Linked DNA regions of Homo sapiens: region 1 is linked to region 2. A link is a loop called in an ENCODE intact Hi-C map of the cell type or tissue named here. Cell type or tissue: heart left ventricle. All regions are shown on one strand. Links, peaks and the distances in the headings refer to the core of each region. The heading gives the core; the rest is flanking DNA.

Evidence for each region. Hi-C counts contacts between places; a loop is a spot of excess contacts. Peaks named below come from ENCODE experiments on the same cell type or tissue, not always from the same donor. Only the 100,000 strongest peaks of a DNase experiment are listed, where the experiment ranks them.
Region 1: a loop joins it to region 2, with 7 times the contacts of the local background. A loop is called at or near these places in 2 of 110 quality-filtered maps.

What each region holds. Positions count from the first base shown.
Region 1 is chr5:127,876,045-127,892,974 of GRCh38, forward strand. All of the region lies in intron 6 of CCDC192 (coiled-coil domain containing 192), which reads left to right. Among named protein-coding and RNA genes, the nearest start is that of CCDC192, 180 kb to the left of the region's middle. In heart left ventricle, for the core only: no CTCF peak of the experiment used is centred there; no DNase peak of the experiment used is centred there; H3K27ac peaks cover 812 bases.
Region 2 is chr5:129,100,434-129,117,363 of GRCh38, forward strand. ISOC1 (isochorismatase domain containing 1) reads left to right here. Exons shown (of 5, transcript NM_016048.2): 2 at 4,523-4,642; 3 at 4,752-4,955; 4 at 6,513-6,629; 5 at 12,422-13,595. The coding sequence ends at 12,568. Among named protein-coding and RNA genes, the nearest start is that of MIR4633, 11 kb to the left of the region's middle. In heart left ventricle, for the core only: no CTCF peak of the experiment used is centred there; no DNase peak of the experiment used is centred there.

The DNA of each region.
Region 1 (16,930 bases), core at 5,542-13,541, 1.2 Mb before region 2:
CACAGGGAAGAGAACAGAATTTTTTTTTTTTTTTTTTTTTTACCAATAGGCAAATGAACCAGAAACAAGCAGAGAAGGCTGGCTGGAGATGAAATGTGGGTAGTTCAGAAAATTGTTAATAGCCACATTGGTTCTGACTTTTTAAAAAAAGACTTCTCCAGCTAACAAATTATAAACACACCATTAGGCAACAAACAAGCAAACAACAAACAAAAAAACTCCAAATCTCAGACTGTAATTTTAGCAAGAATACTAGTTAACAATTAATACAGTGCTATGGGCCAGGTATTTTGCTAAGCATTCCATGTCTATTTAATTCTAAGAATAACCTCTAAGGTAAGTACATTTAAGAATTCCCTAAGAATAAGCAGAGGCTTAGAGATGTGTGTTACCTTGCCACTGCACAAGCAACACTTGGAGAGTCACCCTCTAGAGCAGCCGCTGACCATACCCTAGTGTGCCTTTCCCAGCTTTGGGAGACTCAGGGCATTCCCTCTGCTATGTCACAGTAATATCAAACTTCACTCCTGCCTGGTGAATCTCTTGCAAAGCTGTGGTTCCTGGGAAAAATGTCTTCCTTTGATGTGTGCCACTCTTGCAAAGCCAGGAACATGCCATCGTTCTTACTCTGGCTTTCTTTATTACTCATGAGTAATTGTGGAAAAAGAGGAGCAATGCAGAATCAAATGGAGGAGGAGGAAGCAGGCGATGTGGTAGTTTCAGAAAGGGAGACACTCCCAGCACCTGACTACATGGTAAAGCTTTTCATGTGAATTTGATATTCATTTTCAATTTCGTATAGTGCTTTCCCAGGATTCAAATGCCATGTAACATTGTGAACTTGAAACAGTTTTTTCTTTCAATGAAACAACATAAAGGCAGTTTGTAAATTTGCTTTTACCACCATGAAACCTAAAAGAATAAAATCCGTCACAGAATATTATCCATTTAAAAGTCCTTATTCTGAGGCATTAGCCAGATTTTCCACTGGTTTCATTAGAAGAAACTGACAATGATTGTAGAGCACATTGGAGAAAGTTCCCCAGCTCGCTTACGAGAAGCTTTCAACTTTTCAATTGCGTTTTAAACCCGGTGCAAAAATATATATATATAATCGCAAGGTCTCTAATTCTTATTAGTTTCATTTTTTTCAATATTATTTACTGTATAATGACAATTTTGTTTCTTGGATATTTTGATAGGGCAAAATTTAAATAATACTGAGGGACTAGAACTCTAATGGCTTGGGATAGGGAAGAAAACATTAAATCTTACCCTTTTTTTGCCCATTATTCTCTTTATTTTTGTGGATTTTTTTTTTAAACTACCTGTATAGAAAAACATGGGTATTTATGAACAGATGCAAATTTAAAATTTAAATAAAGCCAGTCATTGTAAGATCCATTATGGATCAAAACAGTGATTTTCTTTTGGAGCTACATGTTGCTTCTCTTATTTGGTGGGGAAACTAAGTCAGTCGACTGACATCTAGCACTAAGATCCTAAATCAAATATTTGCACATTCTTGCTCTTCCACAGGCCCCTTGCAGCCTCACCCACATTCAATAGTCCGGGAGGTTGTCAAGGCCATTGTTGTCCCAGAATAATATTAACTGGCATTCTCAGAAATCTGGTCACCTTGGCCTCTGAATTCACTTCAGAATAAAGTGTGAAAAGATGTCCAGTAACTTTAATACACAATGACCCCTATTTAATCACAGGACAATGAGGGCTGGCCCACCCCCCCACACACATATTTCTGGACCTAGAACACCACCACTCCCCTGATTATCTTGTAAAATGTTTGTTTTGGGTTCTCAGACCTCTGTTTGCAAATGAAAGATGCTCCAGTCATAACAGCTTAAGGAGAAAGGGTGATTTACCGGCACATGTAAACAAACCAAGAGAGAGCATTGCACTAGCCTTGGAGTAAGATGGATTCCAGTCTAAAGTACCATCAGGAAACACTGTGTCACTCATCTCTGCTTCTCTCTAAAGATGGATTCCAGTCTAAAGTACCATCAGGAAACGGTGTCACTCACCTCTGCTTCTCTCTGCATTGAGACTTGATTCTCTCAGGCTAGACTTCAGAAGAGAATGGAAATATGGCCACAAGCAGCTATGGGCTGCCCTCCTTATCATATAATCTCCAGGGAAGAAAGAAAGCATTTTTCCACTAACTCTAGTTGGAAAGTGCAAGAAAGAACTCAGTCCTAGCTTAGGTTGGGTACCCATCTGTGGATATGAACCAATCTTTGTGGCCAGGGCTGAGGAAATAAGGTTGAACAAACTGTGGTCATGTCCCCACCACTGGGTGGCAGGGTAGAGGGAGTAAATGTGGGGAAGGAGAATGCTCCAGCTGGCAGCTCCTACGAAAAGCACAGAGCTGGATTAGGAGAAATCCACTTTCTTAAAGGAATATCTCATTACTGGAAAGGAGTGATAGGCAAAACCAATATCTCCTAGCCAGGCATGGTGATGCATCCCTGTAATCCCAGCTACTTGGGAGGCTGAGGCATGAGAATTGCTTGAACCTGGGAGGCAGAGGTTGCAGTGAGCTGAGATCGTGCCACTGCACTCCAGTCTTGGTGAAAGAGCAAGACTCTGTCTCAAAAAATAAAATGAAATTGCCTTGGCGATGCGGGCTCTTTTTTGGTTCCATATGAACTTTAAAGTAGTTTTTTCCAATTCTGTGAAGAAAGTCATTGGTAGCTTGATGGGGATGGCATTGAATCTGTAAATTACCTTGGGCAGTATGGCCATTTTCATGATATTGATTCTTCCTACCCATGAGCATGGAATGTTCTTCCATTTGTTTGTATCCTCTTTTATTTCCTTGAGCAGTGGTTTGTAGTTCTCCTTGAAGAGGTCCTTCACATCCCTTGTAAGTAGGATTCCTAGGTATTTTATTCTCTTTGAAGCAATTGTGAATGGGAGTTCACTCATGATTTGGCTCTCTGTTTGTCTGTTGTTGGTGTATAAGAATGCTTGTGATTTTTGTACATTGATTTTGTATCCTGAGACTTTGCTGAAGTTGCTTATCAGCTTAAGGAGATTTTGGGCTGAGACAATGGGGTTTTCTAGAGCAATCCTAAGCCAAAAGAACAAAGCTGGAGGCATCACACTACCTGACTTCAAACTATACTACAAGGCTACAGTAACCAAAACAGCATGGTACTGGTACCAAAACAGAGATATAGATCAATGGAACAGAACAGAGCCCTCAGAAGTAACACCGCATATCTACAACTATCTGATCTTTGACAAACCTGAGAAAAACAAGCAATGGGGAAAGGATTCCCTATTTAATAAATGGTGCTGGGAAAACTGGCTAGCCATATGTAGAAAGCTGAAACTGGATCCCTTCCTTACACCTTATACAAAAATCAATTCAAGATGGATTAAAGACTTAAACATTAGACCTAAAACCATAAAAACCCTAGAAGAAAACCTAGGCATTACCATTCAGGACATAGGCACGGGCAAGGACTTCATGTCTAAAACACCAAAAGCAATGGCAACAAAAGACAAAATTGACAAATGGGATCTAATTAAACTAAAGAGCTTCTGCACAGCAAAAGAAACTACCATCAGAGTGAACAGGCAACCTACAAAATGGGAGAAAATTTTCGCAACCTACTCATCTGACAAAGGGCTAATATCCAGAATCTACAATGAACTCAAACAAATTTACAAGAAAAAAACAAACAACCCCATCAAAAAGTGGGCGAAGGACATGAACAGACACTTCTCAAAAGAAGACATTTATGCAGCCAAAAAACACATGAAAAAATGCTCATCATCACTGGCCATCAGAGAAATGCAAATCAAAACCACAATGAGATACCATCTCACACCAGTTAGAATGGCTATCATTAAAAAGTCAGGAAACAACAGGTGCTGGAGAGGATGTGGAGAAATAGGAACACATTTACACTGTTGGTGGGACTGTAAACTAGTTCAACCATTGTGGAAGTCAGTGTGGCGATTCCTCAGGGATCTAGAACTGGAAATACCATCCCATTACTGGGTATATACCCAGCCATCCCATTACTGGGTATATACCCAAAGGACTATAAATCATGCTGCTATAAAGACACATGCACACGTATGTTTATTGCGGCATTATTCACAATAGCAAAGACTTGGAACCAACCCAAATGTTCAACAATGATAGACTGGATTAAGAAAATGTGGCACATATACACCATGGAATACTATGCAGCCATAAAAAGTGATGAGTTCATGTCCTTTGTAGGGACATGGATGAAATTGGAAACCATCATTCTCAGTAAACTATCCCAAGAACAAAAAACCAAACACTGCATATTCTCACTCATAGGTGGGAATTGAACAATGAGATCACATGGACACAGGAAGGGGAATATCACACTCTGGGGACTGTGGTGGGGTGGGGGGAGGGGGGAGGGATAGCACTGGGAGATATACCTAATGCTAGATGACGAGTTAGTGGGTGCAGCGCACCAGCATGGCACATGTATACATATGTAACTAACCTGCACAATGTGCACATGTACCCTAAAACTTAAAGTATAATAAAATAAATAAATAAATAAAATGAAAATAAATTAAAAAAAAAACAAAACATCTCCAATACACCTTCAGCTGGTGGTCAAGTTAAAATATAGTATAGGCCAGGCACGGTGGCTCACACCTGTAATCCCAGCACTTTGGGAGGCAGAGGTGGATGGATCGCCTGAGATCAGGAGTTCGAGACCAGCCTGGCTAAAATGGGGAAACCCTATCTCTACCAAAAATACAAAAACTAGCTGGATATGGTGGTGGGCACCTGTAATCCCAGCTACTCCAGAGGCTGAGGCAGGAGAATCACTTGAACCTAGGAGGCAGAGGTTGCAGTGAGCCGAGATTGCACCACTGCACTCCAGCCTGGGTGACAGAGTGAGATTCGAGCTCAAAAAATAAAATAAAATATAGATACATACATACAGTGTAATACTTAATGAGCAACCCATACCATGGGTATTTGTACTTTAAAAGTCGATTCTTCTCAATGAACAAAAGACCTTCATGATCTAAGAAATAAATCTCCAGTGGTATAATTTCAGACCCCATAATAAATATTTCAGACCCCATGATAAATAGAGAGTGAACCACTTTGGAAAAGGAGTCCCCTTCTAGCCTTCAGTAAGTGATACATGGTCACCTACTCTGAAGGCTTGCTTTGTTGTAACAATTATATGGCAAGAAGGGGAAAAAAGTGTTGATTCTAAGTGACATTTGTTACCTAGATTAATATTCAGCTATTTCTCTGTTATAGTTACAAACTGATGCTTACAGTTCTAACAAGCAGATTAATGAAATGTTTCCAAATAAATTAGAACTCCTTTTTACCTCTGTGTGATTTTTCCTTGCTTGGTTCATTTTCTAAGCAGTCTATAGGTCATTCAGGTCTGTCATTCAGGTCTTCTGATCAGAGGGATCAGAGGGATGTTCCAAAATATTAGGAATATTTTTAGGCATATTCATATTCAAATTAATGAAACAGTGTGCTACCAAACTTCTTTCTTTTTAAAAACATAAACACAGTAAACTATTTCATTGGCAGTGTGCTTAAATTACCTCCAAGGAAATAAACGATTTAAGTCGATGGAAAGTTCAGCTGAAAAGAAAAGCCCCTTTATTACAAAACTGGCACAGCAGGAAACTTACTTACAGCCTGAGTGTTGTTTGTTGATTTTACTTTGTTCAAATAATCACAACCCAAGGCGGATTCCTTCCATCATTTCCACACCTGAAATGCTTACAGCTCTATTTAGCAGAACTCAGTAAAACACCTATTGTATCCCTTCAAAGCTTGAGTCCACCTTTTGGTACACTTCAGTATGCAGGAACCTAAGGTTAAATTTTAAAACAATCCTTGTGACCGGTTGTGGTGGCTCACACCTGTAATCCCAGCACTTTGGGAGGCCAAGGTGTCTAGCCTACACATGCATGTCCCCATTATCCCAATGAAAGTCCTGGCAACTCTAAAGTTACCTCTTTGTTTTACTCCCATTAAGGAGGTACTCCTCAGGTAGTGCTGGTACATTCCAGGGTAGACTTATCCAAGACTCAATGTCTGAATCGAGCCAGCTACACTTTTGAGGGGAAGCCTGTAATGGGATTGACATTTTAGTGATTTTTCAGTGACACATAACTTTTTAAACACTACACAACTTATCCCATTTATTTTAAGTATCAAACTATTGCTATCCTACATTCTTGAGAAAGTCCGGAAATATATTTCTTTGCCGACACCCCAGAGCCAATTCTCATTAATATTTTAAAGTGTATCTTTTATCATGATGCCCACCCCTAGGCACTCAGCTCAAACCTCTCTCTTGCAATATTCTTTTTACCTCTCCACCTGTGAAATTCCTCAGGATCAAAGTTCCTATGGCAACTAGGTGTTAGGAAAAGAGGGATTTGGAGGTGATAAAAATGTTCTGGAATTAGATATAGCAATAGTTGCACGGTATTTTTAATATAGTAAAGCCATTGAACTGTACACTTTAAAACGGTTAACGTGGTGAAATTTATGTTATGTGAACTTTATCTCCATTAGAAAATAAAAAAACAGTGATTAAAGCAATCCTCACTAACACTGACTAACAACCCTGTCAAGTGTAAGTGTATTTTAAAGAAAGTGCGTTGGGCCTAAATAAAATCTTGAGTTGGCAGCATTCCAAGCATTTAGAGAGAGGTCATGTTAATATTTATTGGAATAAGACTAGGCGTGAATAGTTGTCCACTTGGGTGTAGGTCTGTTGAACAATGTCACCTTTTCCTCTTCTAATTTCTCCCAGCCTAGCTCTTTCAAAGCTGTTATTCCCCAGACTAGCAACCAATTATTTGACCAAGAGTTCTACAGGTAACCTTCTTTCACCACTGAAAACAGATATTTGTTTTACCAGTCTACCTAGGGTTTTCTAAGAAAGTAACTAGTCTGGTCTTGGAATTTCACTGTTTGAGATGCTGGGACTTCGTCAAAAACCACTGCTCACCATCATCAGACTTTATGGAGCTCAGGTTGATATGTAGTCAAAAGCACAGTGTTTTTGCACTCTGCTCCCTACTCTCTACTATGTCCAAGGGTGCTATTGCCTTGACAGAAAATGACAAGAACTTATGAAAACAAAAGGCAGAGATGTCTCCCCCACAGGAATCATTATCCCACCATTTGCAGGAAGGAATTTACTTTTACAGCACTACCACTGAACTTTCAGATACAGAAGCTATACCAAGATGGGATATTTTACATTTAGACCAATACACACCAGCAATTAACAGTGGGAAAAAATAAGAGAGCATAGGAGTGATCAGTTAAAGGTGTACTTTCTAAATATGATAAATTCCTAAGGAGTTTTGATATTTGCCTTACAGAAATAGCTCATATTTAACTAAAAAGTTAAATGTTAAAAAATCTATAGGTCTCATTCAGAGATTGCCTGTTAGTTATCTCTTCCTTTGTCCACTGAAAGTATTTTCCTGAAATAGAGCCACTATATCCCTAAACCAAAATCTTCTTCCTGATTTCAGAACTTCCCGCAAGGATAAGCATCTGTTTCAGGAGTCCCTGCAGAGCTTAGAGATTTATTGCACAGAAGATCTCAGGAAATGTTACTTCTTCCAGCTGGAGGCTGTGGCCTAATTCAATATGTACAAATTTAGTGTGATTGTGATTTTCAAAATGTCATTTTAGAGACCTGTAGGCTTAAATAGCACTGACGTAAAAACTAAGCATTGATCAGGACTTTGTTGGTTGCAAGTGACAGAAACCAAAATGAAACTAGTTGAAGCAGGAAAGGGATGTATGAGCCGCTCAGGCTGGTAAGGAGGCTGAACCGCGGGCTTTCTAGACTCCTCCGATGGCCCCTCCTTGCCTATTGACCCCACGTGGACTACTGCAGGCACAGAAAGGGAAAGGGTCCCTTGGCTGTCCAGGCTTAACAGTCTATAGTGAACATTTGTTGTTTCTACTCAGAACCACTTCCCCGTTCTTTCAGTAACAGAGGCATGATTTCTGTTACTGAAAGAAGAGGCTGAGGCAGGAGGATCACAAGGTCAGGAGATCCAGACCATCCTAGCTAACACGGTGAAACCCTGCCTCTACTAAAAATACAAAAAATTAGCCAGGCGTGGTGGCGGGCGCCTGTAGTCCCAGCTACTCGGGAGGCTGAGGCAGAAGAATGGCGTGAACCCGGGAGGCGGAGCTTGCAGTGAGGCGAGATTGTGCCACTGAACTCCAGCCTGGGCGACAGAGCAAGACTCCGTCTCAAAAAAAAAAAAAAAAAAAAAAAAAAAGAAGAGGGAAGAGACTGCATCTCAAAAAAAAAAAAATACAGAAAGCTATCTTATATCATTACCATATATTCTTTTTTTTCCTTAGGTAGTTAGCACTGGCTTATGGTACTTGCAATCAAGGAACATTAATTCACACCCAACTCCAGGTAACAGAGCTTCCACAGTCTACAAGGAAATCTCAGAGAAGGAATTTGATTTCCCTGCTCATACCACTTTCTAACTCCTTAGATCAATTACTGCGGCCAAGGCAATGGGATATTATCCTGGACCACACCTGAGTCATGTGCCAGATGTGAAGGGCTAGGGAGTGTTATCAGATAAAAGAAGATGGGGAAGCTTTCTGGATAGAAGACAAAATACACCTCTCACTGTGCCTTCTAACCTGTTTTAGTTAAACCTTATAAACTTGGAGAAGACAACCATCCACTGTTTTATCTTGTCAGGAAAGTACAACATTTCTCTTCTTTTTTCTCCCTATCATTTTTACACTACTTATTTAGGTCCTTCCTTTGCGAGAGGTCTGGAAATCTATTTATTTTGTAATTAACAAAGGGCAAAAAGATCTACCCTGAAATTTTTGGTTGGGGTCCAGTGTTTTCTAACTACACCAGCTGTGGGAATTCAATGATGTCAAGGTCCCCTCCCTCCTTTGTTTATAAGACTAATTTTGGAATTATACCATTATCAGGAAATGGTGTTCCCTTCCTTCTGTCCATTCCTTAGGAATGGTACTTTTTGTTTGTTTGTTTAAAAAAAAAAAGTCTTCTTCCCTCTGTATCCAGAGAGGTTGGATGAAGGGCAAGCACCAGCTAAATGTCAGACAAAGCACAAGGGAATTGGAGCTTGATCAATTTCAAAGGTTTCGTTCTTAGCTACAGAGACTGCTCTGATTACCTGAAGGGCATGTACTGCTTGGGAATGCTGCTAAATAGCTCAGACTGGAGCTGGGGAGGAAGATACTTCCTTCCAGGATATTTGCAGAACAGTCTTGGGCACTCCTTTGTCAAACATCAGCAGATGGACATCAATTTGTCAACATAAGCTGAATTGGAGACTTTGGGGTTGCAAACAATTGGCAGCCAGCTGTCAGTAGTGGAGCAGCTGTCCCTGGTATAAACCACTTGTTGACAAAGCAGAAAAAGTGAATGGTATTCTCTCCTGTAGCTCCCCAGAAACCTCACTATTATTTTATTTAGTAACTCAGTGTTTCCTTATAGGAGGTTAAGGATAGAGATTAGCTACATTGGTCATATGAATACATTTGGAGGAAAGAGTAGATACTTCTAGGGAGCTTGAGCTTATCAAATCAAATTTAGAAAGGATGCACAAAACCAAATCCTGCTGGACAAGCAGGAGACTTCTGTATGAAGGCACAGCATTTATTTCTGGCCAGTGGGATAATGTTATATGTATCTAATATGTATATTAGATATATACCTCTGTGCATTATGGTAATCTATGTGTATATGGTAATTTACTATGGTATTCTAAAGATACACTGGCTTGGACCAGATTACCCTACTATGCCTCTAAATTCCTCAATTAAATAAAGCCATAATTTGATATTTGCCAAAGAACATATGATTAAAAAGAAGAAATGTAAGAGGAACAGCATTCATTGCTCCTTAGTTGCCTCGTATGCAGTTGGATCCCAGAAAAAGTGTATTATTAACTCAGGCAAGCATAAGAAACAGGTCTGGCAAGACTGAAAATGTTACTGCTCTTCTGCACGTGCTTTTCTTAATCCCAGAAACTGTGGCTATAAATGTCCCCGACTCCCCAGTTTTCCACTAAGACCTGGAAGTCCTGCCATGCCAAGCTATCATCTGAATCTGGGCACACCAATAGAGCATCTGCTCCATAAAGATGGTCAAGACATGTTCCGGGGCTACTTTTTTCCCTGGCTTTCCTGGTAAATAAGGAAGGAGCCCCATTCCTATTCTAGAGAACTTTGAATAGAACTTGGCAAACAAAGGAAGGAGGAGCCCTCAGTCACAGACTGAACTTGTATTATTATACAGTTGACCCTTGAACAACATAGGTTTGCATTGTGCTGGTCCACTTATACCCAGATTTCCTTCTGCCTCTGCCACCCCTGAGATGACAAGACCACCCCTCCTCTTCCTCGTCCTCCTCAGATGCTGAGGATGAAGATCTTGGATCCATTTATCTACTTAATGGATACTAAATATGTTTTCTCTTCCTTATGATTTTCTGAATAACATTTTCTTTTCTCTAGATGACTGTGTTATAAGAATACAGTATATGATACATATAACACATAAAATTTGTGTTAACCAGCTGTTTATATTATCAGTAAAGCTTCTAGTCAACAGCAGGCTATTAGTAGTTCAGTTCAGTTTTGGGGGTGTCAAAAGTTGTATGTGAATTTTTAACTGTGCAGGAGGTCAGAAACCTTAACCCCTGTGTTGTTCAAGGGTCAATGGTAAATTGATTGATTGTAACTCAAAAAGGTAGATTGCTGAGGCCAAGGAAATGAAAGGATGCAAAGAGAAATGGCAAGAGAAATAGATGTATGCTTCAGGAATGAAAGAAAACAAGAATTGTTACCAGTCTTCAAAGGCAGAACAAGTACTTACAAGACAGATCAAGGGGATAAAACTTAGCTCTATAGAATCTCTATGTTATAATCTATATTATCTTAACTCTTAAAAAGGCTGGGTGTGGTGGCTCACACCTGTAATCCCAGCACTTTGGGAGGCCGAGGCAGGCTGATCACTTGAGGTAGGGAGTTTGAGACCAGCCTGGCCAACAGGGGGAAACCCTGTCTCTACCAAAAAATACAAAATTTAACTGGGTGTGGTGGTGCATGCATGTAATCCCAGCTACTCTGGAGGCTGAGGCATGAGGATCACTTGAACCCAGGAGGTGGAGGTTGCAGTGAGCCGAGATCGTGCCACTGCACTCCAGCCTGGGTAACAGAGAGAGACTCTGTCTCAAAAAAAAAAAAAAAAAAAAATCCCCAAATGTATAAGGCAATAGGATGGCAAAATTCTTTATCACACTAGGCTGTCTATAATAGGATTCTGACTTCAGGGAAATGTGTCATCCTCTAAGTTGACTCACAATACATCAACCTATTTGAAAAACAATGCCTTCCAGTCCCTTTATCCCAGCTGACCAGAACAATTTTGATGGCTCTTCAGAGTAAATAGGTTTTTGTAACTTTGGATGACTGCCAAAACCTCTGGAAAATTTCTGACAATATGTAGTTAATTTTTATTTCATTTTTGTAAGGTTTTGCCACAACCAGACATTATTCATTTTCATTTTAAATTATGTGTAACATTAATTAATTCATAATTTTTATTAACTATTTTTTTTTTTTTTTGAGACAGAGTTTTGCTCTGTCACCCAGGCTGGAGTGCAGTGGCACGATCTCGGCTCACTGCAAGCTCCACCTCCTGGGTTCATGCCATTCTCCTGCCTCAGCCTCCCAAGTAGCTGGGACTACAGGCGCTCACCACCATGCCCGACTAATTTTTTGTATATTTAGTAGAGACAGGGTTTCACCATGTTGGCCAGGATGGTCTTGATCTCTTGACCTCGTGATCCACCCGCCTCGGCCTCCCAAAGTGCTGGGATTACAGGCACGAGCCAGCGCGCCCAACCTTATTTACTATTTTTTAAAGATTAACAAGCTTTCAACATGAGAACTCCTTTAAAATACATATTTTTAATTTTCAATTTTTAATACCTTATATATGTATTGTGATCGTATTGTTAGATCTAAAAGTCAGGACAGCCGGGTGCAGTGGCTCCCGCCTGTAATCCCAGCACGTTGGGAGGCCAAGGTACATAGATCACTTGAAGTCAGGGGTTCGAAACCAGCCTGGCAAACATGGTGAAACCCCACCTCTACTAAAAATACAAAAATTAGCCAGTCATGGTGGTTGGTGCCTGTAGTCCCAGCTACTCAGGAGGCTGAGGCAGGAGAATCACTTGAACCTGGGAGGCAGTGGTTGCAATGAGCCGAGATTGCGCCACTGCACTCCAGCCTTGACAACAAAGTGAGACTCTGGCTCAAACAAACAAAAAAAAAAGTCAGGACATCTCTTGACATAAATTCTCACGTATAAATTTACATTCATACTCAAAGATATTTGAAATCAGGACCATGCTCCTGAATACTAGATCTAGTATCACTATACTTCTAATTCATATAGGATTGCAGGAGAAAATGGAAATGCCACGTTTATTTAACTGTTCTCATTTATGGATGTTAACCACTAAGTGTCATGTAGTCATAGAAGCAAAAGTTAGAATTGAACATACTAATTTTTAATAGAATGTACTTAACTCCACAAATCTAAGACACTGTCAAAGAAATTGAGGGAAATACACAGCTGACTACTCTGAATGTGAGAATCAGTGCCTAGTTTTATTAACTGTGGCAGAAGAAGACAGTATTTAAACCAGACCTTATATAATCCATCTATCTTGATGCTATAAACAAAATTTCCAGATACAAGGGGCTAATCTTTTCTTTTTCATAGCCATAACTTTTCCTTGTAAGTCCCAAGAGAGAGTCAATAATTGAATTTCAGAAAAGATGACCTTCTTTTGAGGTTGTTTTTGATCTGAAGCCAAAGGGAGGTAATTTATTTAGCAGAAGCTGTGGGTTCTAAACAAAGATACATATGTGGAAATAATGGCAAACAAAATAAAGTACCTTAATTTATTCATCAATAAAGCACTACCAAGATGCTAAGAATTCACATCAGAATAAATGCTCATGGGAATGGAAACTGGTTTGAGGTTTTCTTTTTTCCTTTTTCATGAGCACATGCTGCTGAACGCTTTTACTTCTATTATATAAAAAAGCTTTCATCCTTTGAAAACATTCCTGAAGAAAACTGATAGATCTACAAGTCTTCTGTTGCCTCAATTATATCAGCTTTCCTTTTGGTTAATTTAATCTAAGGCAATAAATAAGTAAATACTCTTATCCCTTTTAAATGACTGATTTCTCATGCATATTTCTTTTTTTTTCCTTTTCTTTTCTTTTCTTTCTTTCTTTTTTTTTTTTTGAGACAGAGTCTTGCACTGTCCCCAGGCTGGAGTGCAGTGGCACCATCTCGGCTCACTGCAACCTCTGCCTGCCAGGTTCAAGGAATTCTCCTGCCTCAGCCTCCCCAGTAGCTGGGCTTACAGGAGCTCGCCACCACGCCCTGCTAATTTTTGAATTTTCAGTAGAGATGAGGTTTTACCATGTTGACCAGGCTGGTCTTGAACTCCTGACCTCAGGTGATCCACCCACCTCAGCCTCCCAAAGTGCTGGGATTACAGGTGTGAGCCACCATGCCCAACCTCTATTCTACTCTTTAAATTGATTGGCCTCCCTACCCCAGTTGGCACGCTGGGCCAGCACCTGGCCCCTGTATTGGCATGCCTATCCCTTCAGCCACTTTGAACCTGTCCATTCTGCACACCTCTTTCTGAACTCTTCCTGACCTCCTCTGGCCATGCCACTGGTCAACAGTTTTATAAATTTTTTTTTTTTTTGGATCCAATATTCAAGGTAACTTTTCTGGTTCTTACTGCATTCCTTAACTAATCAATATGTCCCCTGATGGATGTTTGCTTCCATCTGTTTTAGGTAATACCTTGCCCAATTCTGGTCTAGTGCTTAGCATTGTCTCCTATGTGGTCTGATGTTCCCACCAAATGGATCTGGATCTCACAGATGCGAAGATCTCTTGTCCATGTATGGTGGCTCACACTTGTAATCCCAGCACTGTGGTAGGCCAAGCTGGAGGATGGCTAGAGCCCAAGAGTTTGAGACCAGACTAGGCAGGATAGTGAGACCCCATTTCTACAAAAATTTTTTTAAAAAAATAGCTGGGTGTAGTGGTGCATGCTTGTAGTTTCAGCTACTCAGGAGGCTGAAATGGGAGGATCACTTGAGCCTGGGTGGTCGAGGCTACAGTGAGATGTCATTTTGTGACTTTCCCAGTTGCTCCTGTAGATAAGCATCACTATTGTAAAACCTAAGATTGGTGTTTTGAGATGCCACTACACTCCAGCCTGGTCAACAGAATGGCAGTGAGAGACCCTGTATTTAAAAAAAAAAAAAAAAAGGCTTAGGAATTTAACCTTCATTGGTCTGGCTCAAGTCCACTGTTGCTTACCTTCATCTAGCCATCTAGAGCTTCGTTATCTAATCTCTGGTCCTTCACAGATAGTCTCATAATTTCTTTTCTTTAACCAACTCAGTGCTTTACACTTAAGACAGGTTAATTATGTAGGAAGACAGTTTTGGGAACATCATTTTCAGTCAAAAATTCTTTCATGGATTCCCATTGCCTGTGAAATAAAATTAACATATTTTAGCCTGACATTCAGGGCCCTCTATGAACTGGCCTCAACACTTATTTCTAGATTTATTTCTTAAAACTTTCTTTCTTATACTCATATTCCCTGTCTCCATCATTTGCCCGACAAAACATCTGGTGGAAGCTATCTATCTCTGTTCTCCACTGCTACCTGGTTGGTTTCACTTTGTTTGCATGGTTATAGATCTCAGATGAACACATAATTTTGCTCAGCAAAGCAGCCATGTTTTTTTCCCCATAGATTGCTTTCTCACTATTCTGTACCCTCACACTTCTCTTCAAACTTCTCTCTTCATCCCCTCTATGTACACCCAGGAGAATGACCTTGCTTGTTTGTTTGTTTTGAGACAGAGTCTTGCTCTGTCGCCCAGGCTGGAGTGCAGTGGCGCAATCTCGGCTCACTGCAACCTCAGCCTCCCGGGTTCAAGCAGTTCTCCTTGTCTCAGCCTCCAGAGTAGCTGGGATTACAGGTGCCTGCCACCGCTCCTGGCTAATTTTTGTATTTTTTAGTAGAGACAGGGTTTTGCCATGTTGGCCGGGCTGGTCTTGAACTCCTGACCTCAGGTGATCCGCCTGCCTTGGCCTCCCAAAGTGCTAGGATTACAGGTGTGCACCACTGTGCCCAGCCGAAAATGACCTTACTTATGACTCATTGAGAGTACACAAGCCATCCGTGAGGGATTCTTATCTTTCATCTTTCCACTACCAAATCTAAATTCTTGCTTCTTCACTTGTTTTCTCCTGATTGCTTTTTGTTAGAGTGGAAGAAGGGTCCCTCCTCCCATTTAAGGTCTCTCGTTCCACCTAGTGCTCCACACTCATCATTCTCATCTTTCCAGTGATGTACTTATTTGCCTCATCTCATGCATGCATCATATACTTCTCTTTACTAGCTCATTACTATCTGCATAGGAACATGTTGGTATTTCACATCTCTGTAAAAACTTCCTTTGATGCCTCATTTCTCAGTCTCTTTGTCCCACTCTCACCTTGGAATAAGGTCAACATATTGAAAAGATTATCTCCACACACTATCTTCACTTCTTCACCTCCCTCTCATTTGCTGTTTAATCCACCACATTCTGGTTCTTTCTACTCCATCTAGATGATGGTATTCAACTGATAGTGCTTTTATGTATGGCATTTACTATCTTTTAGGTTACCTAACAATTTTTGTCCATTTCTTCCCATTGGACCACAAGCTCTTCGAGGGTATATATTACATCTTCAGCATATTTGTATCCTCCCACATTACCCAGTACTGCTGCCTTGCATAAAGACAGGCAGAAGTACTGTCTTTTTTTTATCAGAGTACTATTGGGTTTTTATCAGAGTACTATTAACAGGAATGGAAATGAAAGATGTTGCGCAAATTACTAAGTCTAAAAAAAGCCAAGAAGCTATAAAGAATGTTGGTTACAATAATTATCATTTGAAGATTGTTATGTGCTTATGTCATAATCAAATTGTAAATTATCTGATGCTATCATATACTTGGAGCAGTGGAGAAAGCCCTAAAATTAGAGACTAAACATCATAGAAACACATGATTTCAAAAGAAAAGGTAGACAATCCTGAGATAATTAAGGTGCTGTTGTTTGTTGTTTTGTTACCATGTAATTCTGATTACATGACAAAGATTAACTCCTGGATGGAACTAGCAGAACAGAAAAATACAGATGTAGTTATTTCTAAATTTATAGAGAAATTGGTTTAGTATCTAAGATGCTGACATTAGTTGAGCTGTAGTGTGGATTCAAAATGCCTTTAAAAAATCTAAAATGAACTCAAAATATGTTTCCATTATAATCAGAAGTGCATATGTACATTTCAGGTATGTAGGTGATGTGGAAGAAATTTTAAATTTTATCTTTGTGAGCTCTAGTAGTTCACTTGGCAACTGGCAGTGCAGTCCTCTGACATCATTTTCTCATTGTTGACTAGTTTTATGAAGATGTGGCATTGTTCTAGAGAGAAATTGAATAATTATGAATTTAAATAAAGTACTCAGAAATCTGTGTTATAGTTGGCCAAATGTGCAAATAAAGATTTTATTTTATTTTTAAATGCAAGAGCTGGTTAAATAGAAACACATAGCTCAGGGTTAGGAAGAGAAACAGTGTAGAGTAGGTTTGTATGAAAATAAAAGAACAGAGAAAATAATGCTCTCCATTGTCTCGAGTGACACAGAATTGGCAGTAATCCAAATACCGCAAGAGACAAGATTAATATTAAGTATATCTGTCAAC
Region 2 (16,930 bases), core at 551-8,550:
TATCATGTGCAAATGTGTGTGTAGGACTATGTGTAGGCATATAGATATACGAAGGTGTGTGGATACATATATTTATATGTGATTTGTTTATATTCCTTAAATATGCATAGATCTGTAATTGCTATGCTTTTACTCCTGGTGACATTTGGTCCAGTCCACTTTTAATTTGCTGAGGCAGGACTGGCTGTCTTACAGTTGCAACATGTAAATGTTTGGCTACTGGCGATATTTTTTAATTACCTTAAAGATTTTGGTTTAAGAGAACTTCATGAGTCAAAGTAAGAAATTTCCGAAATTTAGAGAGTTGTATGATTTTAACAGCCTGTTGGAATTCATGTGGATTTGGGGTGAGGATTTGGGAGGATTGGTTGGACATGATTAAAGTTTTTCAGTATGTTTTTGGTAGCCACAAAAGTTCCTTTCTGTTTGTAAGGTATAGACGTTATTCCCCCAAATATCATAGCATAGGGAGGCCATTAAAAAAAAAAAACTAACTTTTTATTTTAGAATAGCTTTAGATTTACAATAAAGTTGTAAAGATAGTACAGAGAGTTCCTATATTCCTGTACCCAGATTCCCTATTGTTTTTGTTTGTTTGTTTGTTTGTTTGTTTGTGAGACAGGGTCTTGCTCTGTTGCCCAGGCTGGACTGTAGCCTCGACCTCCCGTTCTCAGAGGATCTTCCCACCTCAGCCTCCTGAGGAGCTGGGCCACCAAGCTCAGCTAATCAAAAAAAAAAAAAAAAAAAAAAAAAAAAAAAATATATATATATATATGGTTGGGTTGGGTGTAGTGGTTCACACCTGTAATCCCAGCACTTTGGGAGGCCAAGGCAGGCAGATCCCTTGAGCCCAGGAATTCAAGACCAGCCTGGGCAACATGGTGAAACCCCATCTCTATTAGCAGTACCAAAATTAGCCGGGTGCAGTGGTGCACGCCTGTAATCCCGGCTACTTGGGAGGCTGAGGCACAAGAATCGCTTGAACCAGAAGGTGGAGGTTGCAATGAGTCGAGATCACGCCACTGCACTCCAGCCTGGGCGACAGAGTGAGACTCTGTCTCAAAAAAATATGTTTTGTAGAGACAAGGTCTCACTGTGTTGCCTAGGCTGCTCTTGCAATCCTGGGCTTAAGTGATCCTCCCACCTTGGCCTCCGAAGTGCTGGGATTACCAGCATGAGCCACCATGCCCAGCTGGATTCCCTAACATTAACATTTGATATTCCTGCAGTACATTTGTCACAACCAAAGAACCAACATTGGTACGTTACTATTAACTAAACCACACTTTATTCATATTTCACTAGCTTTTCCCTAATGTCCTTTTTCTGTTCCAAAATCCAAACTAGGATACCAATTACATTTTGTTGTCTTGTCTCCTTTGGCTCCTCTAGTCTATAGCAGTTTCTCAACTTTGTTTTTAATGACCTTGACAGTTTTGAGGAGCACTGGTCAGATATTTTGGTAGAATGTCCCTCAATTTTGATTCATTTGATGTTTTTCTCATTGTTGGATCGGGGTTGTGAAATTTCAAGAGGAAGGTCACAAGGGTCATTCTCATTACATCATATCAAAGGTACATGTTATTAACATGATGTCATTAATGACATTAATCTTGATCACCTGGCTGAGACACAGTCGTCAGGTCTCTCCATTGTAAAGTTACTCTTCCCCCTCTATACTCTCCTCATAAGAAGCAGAGTACTAAGTGCAGCCACATTCAAGAGGATGTTGGGAGTTAAACACCTTACATAGATACTCTCCACATCATATTCAACAGCATGTGGAGAATGTCTATGAAAGGTAGGGTATTTTTTATTCAGTAAATTGTAACCTGTACTCTGCTTTAAAAACATGCCTTGCCACTGTATTCTCTATGGTTTCTTTGTTTACTGAGTTTGTGGATGGTAAGTTCCTATACTAGAGAGATTTCCCAGGGCAGTGAGGATTTTAGGGCTGTATTTTTGACCTCCTCAATGTGTGTCTAATATGACACATCTGATGCAGTCCCCTGTCCAGAACCCATAGCTAAAATGAAGGGCAGGAAACACCAGCTAGCAAGAACTGGAGACCACAACTCTGGATATTAGGATTCCTGGGTAGGTAAGGATTTATTCTTTTAAACACCTCAACTTAAAAATATCTTGACCATTTTATAATGTAGTCCTTCTGAAATATATAATTTAACAGTTTTCTTAATGAGTGTGCTGGAATGATGTTTTCCTAATTTATAAGTTAGAACAGCTTTTTACTCTTCCACTGGAGGTCTAGACTGTAGCATTATTTGAGTTTTGATCTGTTTTTATTGTATTTTGAATCTTTTCTCTGTCAGCCATCATTTCTTGCTGCTATCAGTTTGCCTGCCTCCAGCAGTTTCCTTTCTGATTTGCTGTTTATAGCCTTCTGTTAATTTAGAATCCAGACAATGAAACTTGTTAGGAATGTATACAGAGGTAGTCAATACAGTATAAAATAGGATCTGAGAGCTGGAATTCTAAGCAAGTGTAAGCTCTAAGCATGTTAGTGAATGGCCTCCACCACATTTACGCAACTGCCCAGGAATTTTATTTTTCAAATTTTTTTTTGTTTTTGCTGGTTCTCACCTGTTGTGAAACGGTGAGACTGGCTTACTTGCATTATGGTTATTTCAGTAGGCCTGCTGCAGGCAAACTGCTTTATGTAGTGTGCCCTAAACACATTGTGGATGCCTACGAGTCCATGATTCAAATTTATAAAAATGTAGATATTGAGCCTTTTGAGTCAATATTTGATGTTTACAGAGAATTTAGTGATTGGTTTTTAAAATAGTATCCTAAATGCACAAAAATTAGCCTTCCCAGCAATGCATTTATATTTGTATATAAGATCCTAGTCACTGCTTTTGAAAATGACCAAAGCAGAGGCATAATACTTGCATTTAAAATTAAGCAAAGAAACAGCCAAAGCTAGAACATATAATATGCTTGAGAATTTATTTTAATCATGCTTTATTGGAAAAGTAGGAAAACCCTATACATAGAGTAAGAATTACAGATGGCTCTCACATTCTAACATGAATTTGGTATTGGATTGTGCATAGCTAGTTAATACACATCTATAGAGTCAGTACCAGAGGGAGATTAAAGTGCCAGGGTACTTCAGACCAGGACATAGATAAAACAAAGTGCAAACCAATTAGAACAGTTATATCATTAAGGATTAAAGATTTCTTAATGGTTAATTTAATTCATGTAGTAATTGTTTCCAGAGAGTCAACCCCTGCAGAGATACTAAGGAGAGTCTAAGGCTGTGTTGGTGGTGAAGCCACACCATGTAATCCAGACACAGACTCCTTTAGAATATTATTAATAATAGTTATCTGTAGGTGGTTTTAGGGGAAACAAAGTAGGATAATTAGAGGGATGATTTAAGGGAGCGGCTAGTAAGGGTATTGATAATGGTTCATTCAGGACCAGAACACATCCTTTACAGTACTTCCTGCAATTTGCAAAAGAAAGAAAAGCACCTCAGACTTTTAAGAATCCAGTGAGAGTAAATTCTCATATTTAATGGTGATTTTTGCTTTTTGGTGGATCCATATTGGGCCCAAATTGTTATAGACCAACTACAGCAGCTAATATGAGGTTTGGTAATCTAATATCCACTTTTCATCTTAATTCATTGACTTTCCTTATCGTGATAACTATAGTTTAAGAATGGAGATGTCAAATATAGGTCTCTTCCTTGTGAAGTAAACGACAGTTCATTTAACAGCAGTGGTGTGCTTGGTATCATTTCGTTGCATTTTGTTTGAACTCTAAAAATTATTCTTGAGAATAGCATTTTCATATTTCTGTCTTGATGATAGCAGTAATTCTGGATTTGCTTCTGTCTGTTTTTTGTTTTTAGTTTTTATGTTCCTGCTACAGATATTTTAAGTTTTACTTTTTATACTTACAAGCAGCAACATCAGATTTTTTTTCTATTGTAACACTTTTTCTGATTATAAAGAAATTTCTTTAAATAACATTCAGGAAATGTGTTTAAATAACACTTGGAAAATATAGGAATGGTATAAAAAAAGAAATTACCAACACCCCAATTATATAACCACTTGTTAATATTGTAATGTACTACTACTTTTATTCATATTTTTACATTATTGAAATACTATTGAACTGCACTTTTTAAAAATTAACATTATGAGTATTTTTCCATGGATGGTATGAATTCTTTGAAGACATATACATATGTTTTTTAATTGGCTAAAAAATGTTTTGTCATGTGAATGTGTTAAAATGTGTTATATCATATCTGTATTGTTGGCTGGTTCATTTCTAATTTCCGCTATTAAAAGCAATTCAGAGAACATCTTTTTGAGTTTTTTTTTTTCCTGTAATTCAGATACTTTTTTTGGATAATAGCGGTAGAAATTGACTTACTGGCTCAAACAATAGGACCATTTTTCTTCCTTTATTGACCTCCACTGAAAATAAATGTCATTGTACAACAAGTGCTAAATCATTCTTTTTCTTTTTTCCTCAGCTCACTACCCTGGGAAATCTTACACCTTCAAGCACTGTGTTTTTCTGCTGTGATATGCAGGAAAGGTTCAGACCAGCCATCAAGTATTTTGGGGATATTATTAGCGTGGGACAGAGATTGGTATGCTTGTTTACTTATTTGGTCATATTTGCTGAATCATCATATACACTCATATATACACATATATGTATATAGCTAATTGTTTTTGTGTTTGGTTATTTTTTTTCAGTTGCAAGGGGCCCGGATTTTAGGAATTCCTGTTATTGTAACAGAACAATACCCTAAAGGTCTTGGGAGCACGGTTCAAGAAATTGATTTAACAGGTGTAAAACTGGTACTTCCAAAGACCAAGTTTTCAATGGTATTACCAGAAGTAGAAGCGGCATTAGCAGAGATTCCCGGAGTCAGGAGTGTTGTATTATTTGGAGTAGAAGTAAGTACCTGTTACTATCATTTAGGCACAATATTATTTATAGAAAACTCAATATTTGTGGAATGTAATTTCATATATGGTATGCCAGGTAGGCAGTAATAATGAGGAAAGGTAGCCACCATGTATTATGTTCACTATTTGCATGGCACTGATCTGAACATTTTATAGCTGTTTATTTATTAAGTCCCTTAAGCCAAGTAAGAGCTAAATACTCAGTAGTCTCCCCATATTAAAGAGGATACTAAAATACCGAGATGTTGTGTAACTGACTTGAATGTATGTAAGCTGATTGATTCTTGGTCCTGTATTTTTAACTACTACTTTTGGAATACATTTTCACCAAAGGCATTATTTTAATGTATGTGTTGTAGGATTTCAGTTAGGTCATATTTTTGTGCTAGAAGAACCTTGGAGGTCATGTAGTTCATTGTCCTTCAAATCATGTATGTATCTTTTTACAGGGGAAAAATACTAATGGATTCCTATTGCTGATTTCAATTGATTTATTCCTAGCTTTTAAACAACTATTAAACTAAAATTTTAAAAATTAAGAAAAAACCACTAAAACAATGAAATCAAAATATTAATTTAATGTGATTATGACAATTTGAAGGTAACTTTTATAGTAGTAGGTTTTAACAGTAGAAAGATATTTCCTCAGGCTTAGATGTATATTCAATATTTCTGTATTTTGGCACAGTAAAGAAGAAGCCTGTTTTGTATAAATATGTCGTACCAAGTGCTGTTGCTGGCTTTGCACCTTTTTTGCTTGTTCATCATCATTAGACCTTATGCTCAATCACAATTATCTTTGAGTGGTCCTTCAATGCTAATTTTAATGAGGTGTCATTTGATAATTCTCCAAAACGCTCTTGTCATGTGAAGATAAAGTTGACGTGGCATCATTGAAATGTACTTTCATTGGTTGTAATACATGATTCAGTCATTGTTGCAGCCTGTTTTCACTCTATAGTATCTGTTAATGAATTGACACAAGTTAGTACTTACAAAGATGGAATCTGTATAATACATTTGCGGATGATATGAACTGGGTATTTTTTTCCCGTGTCATAAGTTATTTTTCACTTGGCCTACCTTTACTACAGAGTGCCTCATAATGACTCAGTTTTCCCACTAAGTTCTCAGTCTGCAAGACTGAAGACTCATTCTTCATGTTGGACACTTAGGGTGAATGAAGAAAAAAACTCAAAGTCGCACCAAAACTGAGTGCTAGTAAATCAGCTATGTGAAGGTCATCCAGATCACATGGAGCAAAATCTTTAACAAATTCTTGTAAAACTCTAAGAATATGTTTAAGGTTCTTAGTATCAGAAACATTGGCCTAATTCAGTTCCTGATTTTACAAATGAATAAACCAAAGCCAGAGATACTGTTTTATGCTCCAGATTATCTAGCTAATTAGAAGCAAAACTAGATGTAGAACAAGGTCCTTAGATGATCTGTAGTGCTCTGTCTGCTTTATCATGTTGTTGTACATTTGTAAACTACTTTTAGTTTATTATGTTATTACATATGATTCTTGTACTTTCCTACTAGACTCATGTGTGCATCCAACAAACTGCCCTGGAGCTAGTTGGCCGAGGAGTCGAGGTTCACATTGTTGCTGATGCCACCTCATCAAGAAGCATGATGGACAGGATGTTTGCCCTCGAGGTAATTGTCCTGCTTGGGAATAGATCATTTGTCAAGTTTTCCAAATAAATGAGAAGAATACTGGATATTTAACAGTAATGAAAGGTTTACCTCCTAAATTTGAGTTGGTCTGGCAATATCAGACTAATTGATTTCAACTGTGCACTGACTGACCCTTAAGGCTTCACCACCATATCCTATTTTATGTCTCGTTTCCTCCTTAGATCAAGGTTTCTAGCGTTGCCACAAACTCCTTTACATCTTTCGTCATACGTTTGCCCTAGTTTTATACGTGAACTAGGAGATATTCCAAGAAGCCTAACCTAAACTGTTTAGAGGTTTGCAAATTAAAAATAGCTCAGTTGGGTTTAACTCATTTAGCCAAAAGCTAGAGCAGAGCAGGCCTAACCCAGTTTAATATATAGTGGACCTTCTGTATCCACAGATAGAAAATATCAGAAATAAAAAGCAATAAAAAATAACATCACAACAATAAAAATAAAAATAGAATGATAGGGCAGAATAACATCTATTTACATAGCATTTACATTGTATTGGGTATTATAAGTAATATAGAGATGATTTAATGTATATAGGATATGCATAGATTATATACAAATACTATGCTGTTTTATATCAGGGACTTGAGCATCCATGGATTTTGGTATGGGGTGGGGTGGCATCCAGGAACCAGAGATGACTATTAGATTTCCTCAGACTTGAATTTCTGGGACTAAGTGGTGTGTCATTGACTGTGGACACCACTCACATCCAGTGTTTCATGGTAGTCTTGGCATTAGAATGTCACCATGTCCCATGGAATCAGGGAGTCTGTAATTCTCTGTCAACATTGCCCAACAGTAGGATGTCAAGCATTTTCTTTTTCAAGACTGTTAAAAAGCAAACTACCACATAATCTTGGGAAATATTCACTCCATATTGTCGTTTGATCTCTCTCTCTCTCATATTTAGTTCTAATTTTGTAATAATTTTAGAGCAATGTGCATGTGAATTTAATTGCTGAGTTCTTTAACTGTTTATTGAGAATGGGAAATACATGGGTTTGTTTTGTTGAGACCCTCCAGTGTTCTATGCACAGTCTGGCCTGTGAACTGCCTTGTCTGTAGTAGGAATGCTAACTCATCCCTTTAGCCTACTGTGTTCCCCAGGGTGGTAAGGTAGAGCAAATGAGAAAGGGGAGGGCCTTATCAGAGGAAAGAAGGGATGAGTACAGGGCCACAGGGTGGTGGGAAGCAGGCAGGTAGCTGGCCACAGCAGGTGTTTTAGGGTCCTTATTGGCTCTCCCTTCTCTGTTATTGCTGAAGCAGAATCCTATACTGAGATTACAAATAGAAATTATTTATTTTGTTTAGCTATTTTCAAGTCCATTAGGCTATTAGATTATCTGGTAGTTAGGTACTAAGTATTGCTGCTTCTTCCAATCTCAACAAAGACCTTTAATCCATTTCTTTTTTTTTTTTTTGAGAGATGGAGTCTTGCTTTGTCGCCCAGGCTGGAAGTGCAGTGGCACAATCTTGGCTCATCTGCAACCTCCACTTCCTGGGTTCAAGCAGTTCTCCCTGTCTCAGCCTCCCGAGTAGCTGGGATTGTAGGTGCCTGCCACTGCACCCGGCTAATTTTTGTATTTTTAGTAGAGATGGGGTTTTGCCATGTTGGCCAGGCTGGTCTCGAACTCCTGACCTCAGGTGATTTACTTGCCTCGGCCTCCCAAGGTGCTGGGATTACAGGTGTGAACCACTGTGCCCGGTCAGACCTTTAATCTATTCTTATAGTCATGAGTTAATCAATTCCTACTTTTCAGGTTTTCCTGGTAACCTGAGTTTAAATACTTCATTGTCAGGTCCTCACCACCTCAGCCAGCAGCTCTTTCAGCCACTGTGGATAAACCTTTATTGTAATGCTGAGGTCCAGAACTTTGGAAATAAAAAATGAAAAACACAAAACAAACTTCCTTGCTTGTAAAAAAGGACTTTTTTCAAGGACTTTTCTCCTACATTCATATTTTCTTAGATATGTCTTTGTTATGGCAACTTAATGACAAAATTTTGATTGGCAATTCTGTCTTTGCACAAGACTCAAGATTAAAAACAATTCCCATCTGAACCATTCTTTTTAGAGGCAATCTGTAATCTCTCGGATTAGGAATCCACACAATGTGGGGATAATGTGGGTTTGAAGGCAGGTTCTGGTGTTTTGTAAATTTGTGACTTTGAGCAAGTTGTGTAATCTCTATGCCTCAGATTTCTCATTGGTGAAATGGAAATGATAATAGCAACAAGATCATAGGATTTTTGTGAGAATGGAATGAGATAATATATTGATAGCAGTTAGGACAGTGCATGACATAGTAAATACTCAGATGTTAGCTGCTGCTTTTTTTGTTGTTACTGATTGTTGTCTTCACGTGGTTAGTCACCAGAAATGTGTAAGTATATAACCTCTAAGACCCAGAAGGGACTAGTTCTTGGAAGTTCTGAGAAGGGAGGGAAAGAATCTGTTGTCTGGGGTGGATTTGGAAGGGCCTGGAGCACCAACATTGCCTGGGGTTAAAGTGTTGAGGTTGAAAGGGAAAACCGATCATAGATAAGTCAGGTGGTGATTGATAGGGAACACCTGCCATATTGCAGATTTTTTTCCTTTTAGTCTTGATTTGATACGGAGGCGATATACCTTGTTCCTAAATTTGAGGAAGGGGGCAATGTTAAGTGTTCTGGTTTGTTTCCATAAGTGTGAAAGTTAAAATACCATTGTGGTCCTCTCCCCTTCCTCTCTATTCCTGTAGAACATAACTACTGAAGATAATTCCCAAGACTAGCTATATTGCCTGTTAAGATTATTTTAAGATTCATAGTTTGCATTATTGAAACTTCACTGTACCAGGGTCTGTGGCATGTGCTTTATTCAAGAAATGTTTTCTGGGTATTTGTCATCTGAAAGACATTACTCCTTTCAATTAACAATTGTAGAGTGCATGAAGAATAAGAGAATAAAATCCTCTCTTGACCTTGATGTCCTTGTACTTCCGGGGAGTTTTAGTGTTGCTTGGAAATCTAATGGGTTTAGTCTTTTTCCCCCCTCTCTGAGGCTTTCATGACTTAGTGCACATGCATTTTTTAGGTTTGTGGGTCAGAGCAATCCTTCTTTTCCTTTGGCCTAGTTGGATTAGTTTTGCAAGTGTAAGGGGAGAACTTCAGAAGTCTAATGCACATGTACCTGTGTGCATTAAATGGCTGGAGTTTTAACTGCCCCTTTTTAAGCCAGGAGAGAAAGTGGACTTGGGACCAGCATTGTCAGGATGGTGGGCAGGGACTTGCTAGGTATGTCTGGAAAGCTCCTGCTGTTCTTTCTCTGCTCAGGCACGTTCTTTGGTTGGGAAAGGGCAGGCATTGTGGGAATGGCTAAGAGCCAGATTGAAAACCATTGCATTTGCTAAGCTACACCTTTCCCTAACACAGGTTCCTGGCTAGATGATTTTAAAACCCAGTCAGTGTTGGCCACATTTCAATCTTGAAGCAAAGTGATAGTGTATGGGTGTCACTTTCCTAAAATGTATTTCTGTGATGTACACTTCCCACTCTGCCCCTGCTATGGCCACCTGAGTCTCAGCATCACTGAGGCTTGTTAGGCTCAGGTCAGTAGAGCACTAGGGAGTGCTGGGCATTGTAGACAGGCTTCTTGTAGCGTCACCAGATTCCTTCCTTAGACCTGGGAACAGATTTATCTTTCCTGTCTCACTAAGGAACTGGGGAGATTATCGAGAACTAACCTTTATTGGCACATTGGAGTATACAGTGTAAAGCACTCTCACAGACATTGAAAGCCTGTGATTTAGTCCTTGATTCAGACTGAATCATTGCAAGTCCATTGATTCAACAGTGAGCAGTAAGGAAGGCAGGGCTGAGCAGGGCAGGCAGCTGGTGATGGGGAGAGCTGGACATGAATGACTTGACATTCAGTGCTGTTTTCACACAACTGGACTGCAGCTTATCATATTTATTATCTGCCTTTCTGTCTGAAGCAAGCACACGATCTTTTCATATTTTTGAATGGTTTTGATATGATTAATCAGCTGACTATAAAGCAAGGAGGAGGAAATTAGGGCTTCCAGAAGTCTTAAAAAAATACTCAGAGATAACTCACCCCTGGTGTGTGTCTGAGCTTATGGCCTTACTCCAGGCCCCCAACCCCCCCATAAATAGCTGCTGTTTTTGTTTTGTTTTATTTTGTTTTTTTTAAAAAATTGCTGCAAAGTTCTGGTTAGCTGCTCTGCACCCTTTTCTGTACTGGTCATTAAGGTCCAAGCTTGCTTTCTGACAAGTAGGTTATGGCTTATACTCCCTTATACTTCATTACGGATAAAAATAAAGAGTCTGCCAGTGGAAAGGTTCAGTCTGCTGATGTACAGCCATTGAAGGAAGACTGACTTACACTCTGCAAGGATATTTTGGCTATGCAAGGGCTTCCTGGGTTTTTGCCTCTGACTTACCTAGGAATTGTTTCCAACCACTTCCTCTTTCATGCTTTTTACATATATGCTTTTTGTGATAACAGTTTGTGTCTTTTTTTTCCCTGGGATTTCTGATAACACATAAATCCAGAGAATGAATCTGTGCTATAGAATTCTTCTATTTTCCTCCTTTCCTCTCTCTACCCTTTACCCCCGACTTTCTGTTCTTTGCTCTCTTCCTTCCCTTCTTTCCCCTTTGCCTTCTCCTTTCTGTCTCTCTTTTCCTCCTTGAGCTTTCTGTCCTTAGTATTATGATTCCACTGGGGCAGTTTGGCAAGGATATTCTTTGACCTGTCAGTGAAACTTTACACAACCTTGAATTTTACACTCTTGTTTAGTGGTATTAAAATGTTCATGATGGCAGCAGTAGTGGTGGTTCTCTTATCATCCAGGGAGTCTCCTGACACAGAGAGAGCTCTTTTAGCACCAGTCATTTCTAGACAAGGGAACTGTTAATTATAGGAAGGACTCATATGCTATAGGTCAGATGTTTGGGTGCAGTAAAAAGAAATTAAGAACCATCATTTTAATTCTTATAGTAGTTTTAATCCAATTAAACAATTTATATGAAATTTGATAGTAAATTACTAATGTAATGTTCTAGCAGCTACAATTATATCTGTAGTACAGCTAATGGAGCTTTAAAATATTACGCTCCCCTCGATTTTTAAAACATGAAGAGCTACAAAATGCCAGGGGTGCCAGGCATAAGTATTAATATGCATCACGATCTCATGTATTATCAGTTAAACTACAGAGGGGGAAAAGTGGACAGAGGCACCTTTTAAAAAATCTCAGTAGTAGAAATAGAAATAAAAGTTTAATAAATTTAGAAGTCACAAGCAGCCCTCATTTGAGTCAATGAATGAGTAAGACATGAAGCACAAACCTGCCAGGAGTGTTCAGGAAATAGCAGCAACTAAATGTCCAGATGTTCAGTGATGGGCACGTAGTAACAACCATTCCTTTTCTCTCTCTCATCTCATGTTTTACAGTCATTTGCCTTGATGACTTTCCTGTTCTGGGCACATATATGTCATAACTTTGGCTACCTGTTCCCTTTTACTCGTTCTACTCCATTTTACTAATATTAAGAATAATCATATTGACTTTGTGGTATGCCTGGTCTTGAAATCCATCCCCATCACTGAACTTGATGGTATGGCTGGGAACCACGGTTTCAGTAGAGGACACTAATTATTGCATCCCAGCATAGTGTTACTCTTCTGAAATAGTGTTCATTCTCATGCTTATTTCTTGATTTGCCTTTATCTTTTTGTTCAAGCGTCTCGCTCGAACCGGGATCATAGTGACCACGAGTGAGGCTGTTCTGCTTCAGCTGGTAGCTGATAAGGACCATCCAAAATTCAAGGAAATTCAGAATCTAATTAAGGCGAGTGCTCCAGAGTCGGGTCTGCTTTCCAAAGTATAGGACATTTGAAGAACTGGTATGCTACTCACTGGTGAAGGACAGTCAGGTGAAGGACTGTAAGCCCACACAAGCTCTTCTTATCTCTACTAGAATTAAAATGTTAAGTCAAAAACGGCTCCTTTTTTGCGCCTCCTAGTGAAACTTAACCAGCTAGACCATTTGAGTACCAGCATTTAGTTACAAACGTCAAAGGCTTCCGGTGCTGCTTACCTTCCTTTTTTGTTAATGTGCTTTTATTTATTAAAAAAAATTACAATGAAGATGCCTGTTTTGTCTCTACTGTGTACTCTGATCGTATCTTTCCAAAGTGCAGACTCTTGTGAAGTTTTCTTAAATTGTTCACTTTAAAGAAAATGACGTACCAACAATGATTTGGCTTTTATATTACTGTAAGATGTTATAATGTTAATGTGGATGTAGTGCTTTTACTTTACAGATTGATTGGAATAAGATTATTGCATATGAATTTACCCACAGGACTCTGAATCATGTTACCCACTCCCCTCACAATGTTGTCCACTTAGTGAGTTGCATTGATCTATCCGTACCAAATGATGTTGAATAATTACATATCTTTCTTGACTATACTGATTTCTTATTTTGGTCACTATTACTAAATCTCTGTTAATATTCTCTCTTTTAACTGAAAAGGGATGGGATAGAAGGGTTTGCAATGCCATATTATTGGTGGAGGGCTGTTTTAACATCTTTGAAGTATGGCTTGCTGAATATCTTTACCAACATCTTGAATATATATTCTAGTGTCCACAAGATTTAGCAAAAAGATAAAGCTTGGGTGGAATATCATTTTAAAATGTTCATGTTCTGTTCTATATTTTCTTCACCTACTCTCCAAATATTGTAATGCAAAAAGTCTCAGTAATGATTTGGTAGTATTAATTTTGTGGTCATTGTTTCTCTTCGATAAATTTATTTTCATTAAATACTTGTTAGAGGGTTTTGAAATGTTTTTCAAATATGTGAAATGTGAAACTGCTGTCTTTTATATTAAAGTAATTAAAGAAAATGTATTGTGATTGAAATTATTTTGTCCTCCACAAGATGGCTCTATGAGTATTCTTCCAGGGATTCTAATATTTATTTAAGGTAATAAAATCTTGACATTTATAATCTTTCAACTCATGGGAGTTTTCAAAGAAGGAAAATCCTTTGTACGTAGGGGCAGATGGATTTTACTAAAGGGTGAAAGGCCTTCTTCATTAAGAGCAGATTTTTTTTATTTTTCCTATTGGCAGTGGTAACAAATAGCAACCTGGTGTGTTTAAATACTTTTTTCCAACCATTTGTGTGTCAAAAAAGAAGAATCAAAGATTTCTGCACCTTTAAAAAGTTTTTATTAAATTTAACCTAGTGCTTCTCAAACTTTAATATGAATGCAAATTATTTGAGGATCTTGTTAAAATGCTGATGCTGACTCAGTAGGTCTGTTGTGCAGCCTGAGGTGACATTTTGCATTTCCAAGGTGACATTTCGCATTTCCAAAAATTGGGCATTTTCCACCAGTGCTGTTCAGAAAGGACCATATTTGAAATAGCGAGAATTTAACTCCAGACAACTGTTTTCCTCCACTGCACCCAAACCTTTCAGGGCTCAGTGAAATACCAGTACAGTGAAGCCTTTTCACAGGTGAAACTAATTCTGTGACGTCAGCTTCGTTTCCCCTGCCTTCCATAACAAACTATTATACCACAAACAGTGTCGTAAAACAACGGCACAAGTGTATTCTCGCAGTTCTGTAGGTTAGAATTCTGAAATGAGTCTTAGTGGGCTAAGATCAAGGTATCAGCAGGGCCGTGTTCTTTTCCGGAGGCTGTACGGAAGAAACTGTTTCCTTGCTGCTCTGTGCTTCTAGCATTCACCCATGTTTTTTTTTTGTTTTTTTTTTTTTTGGTTTTTTTTTTGGCTTTTTTGACCCCATTTCTACCTCTTCTAAGCCAATGAAGGTGTATCTGTTTTTTCTTATGTCACATCTGTCTGACTCACTCTTCTGTCTTTCTCATTCTGACTTAAGAGCTCATGTGCTTTAAGGTCATCTGATCAGAACCTTATTCCATCTGCAACCTAAGTTTTCTTTTGCTGTGTAACAACATATTCACAGGTTCCAGGGTTTACAACATTAACATCTCTGGTGGCCACTCTGTATAACACAGACACCGCCATGTGATTTAGTATTTTATTTCATTTTGTCATTTGTCATATTTCCATCTTTCCTGCTATATTATAAGCTCTCTGGAAGCAGAGACCGTGAATTATATATAGTCATTCTGGAAACATTTTGAAAACCCACTAAGTTCTAAACATTGTGCTTTGTGCTTAGGATAAAAAGATGCCCCTAGGAAACTTATGCTATGGCACAAAATCAGATACAATTCTCAGTAAATGTGAATTGAATTAAATTATATCAGAGGTCCAGGAATGTCAATATAATACTAAAGTTCAGAATAACTGTGAATTCTGCCTTCTCTCTTTTTTTGTACATCATGCCAAGCAGGTCACTGACAAGGCTTTATTATTACAAGAAAACCAAATTGATTATAATACATTATGCCTTAAAATTGGAAGCATCTGTAACTTTGTAGGATAATGAAATTCTTTCAACTGATGTAAATAGAGAACTTGACTACATAAGCAAAAGAGTAGTCATTGTGTTGAATTGCAAGGGTATGGGAGCAGGAGCAAGAGGATTCACTTATTGAAATGCTAAAACATCTGTAGAAACTTATTCTAAAATTAAAAGTGATAACTTATTCCAATCAGGAAACAAAATATCCTGTTACATCCGTTAAAGTAATACATTTCTCAACGTGGAATATATTCCCTCTCTAAAAGTTGATGTTTGTGTAAATATGACTTTAGAACTGGGTGGAACTATAAAGATCATGATCTCAAAGGTCCATTTCAGCTCCCAAATTCTAAAATGGTTTTATTTTACAGACACAGTTAGTGAGGCCCAGAAATAAATGACTTTTCCAAAGTTGCACAGCAGGATGAGAACTGAGGTTACTTAATTCCCTGTCCTGTTCTTTCTTACATTAAGTGATAATGCTAAGGATTATCAAAGAGAGAGGAACAATAAATATATACAAAAGAGTATGCATTTTATAATTTCTGTAACAATAATTTTGATTGGCAAAGCTAATGGGATATACTCTTGCTACTAATTAATAACTTTCCCTGGCTGTAACCTTAAATCTAGTCTTATTTCTTCCTTGATGATTTTCTCTAAAGCACATTTCCTAACTAATTTGGGGAAATGGCTAAAATATATGAAAATTAGTCATTTTCATTATTAATTTTGAATTAATTTTCCCACATCATTAAATTGATTAGTGCTTCCTTAGTCCTCTATAGAGCATTCTTTCACCATGTAAACTTTGATTTAAAATATTTTAAAAATCATTAAGCTACCATAATGAGATTTATCAATTACCTAGATATGATTGAACTGAGTTTTTTAAATATGTGGAGTTGGCTTTCAGAATTTTTATGTCATATTGCTTTCCTTTAAGTTGTTCCTAAGTTTTACTTACTGTACCTTAACAGTAGACCATCTTATCAAGAAACCTTATTTCTGGAAGACAGGCTCCTTGATATACGGTAAGAGAGTAGTTCTTAAATGTTCATGCACACACACACACACACACACACACACACACACACACCTGTGAGATGATGGATATGTTAATTAGCTTTGCTGTGGCAATTATTTTACAGTATATATCATATATCAAAACAGCACACACCCTAAATATTTGCAGTGTTTGTCAATTATTTCTCAGTAATGCTGGAAAAAAATTCAGCATTGCATTTATATACTTAAAGATTTTTGACCTGCAGTATGTAAACCTATTAATTCCTATTGGAGAGATTATAATCTTGATTTGCTTGCTATAGGAAACAATTCTGAAATGGACCCCAAGAGTCCCACTTCTCTGGTATACACACACCTCCTCCCGATTATGCAATCAAATGCTAATCTAGGTACCTAGGTAACAGGTGTGGAGAGTTTTTGCTGAGGTAATTAAGGTCTCAAAGCAGTTTACCTTAAAATAGGGAGACTAGCTTGGTAGTCCTAAGCTAATCAGCTGAGCCTTTAAAAGGGACTGGGCTCTAGCTGGCGAAAGAGATTCTAAGAGTGAGAGGTCTCCGGCAGGAGAGAGATTCTCCCTTGCTGACTTTGAAGATGTAAGAGACCACATGGTAAAGATGTGAGGATCCTATCATTTGGAAGCAGGCCTTTGCCAGCAAGGAAGCAGGGACCTAAGTCGTACAACCACCATCACTTAATTCAGCAAACAATGTGAAGGAGCTTGAAAAAGAGATTCTTCCCCAGAGCCACCA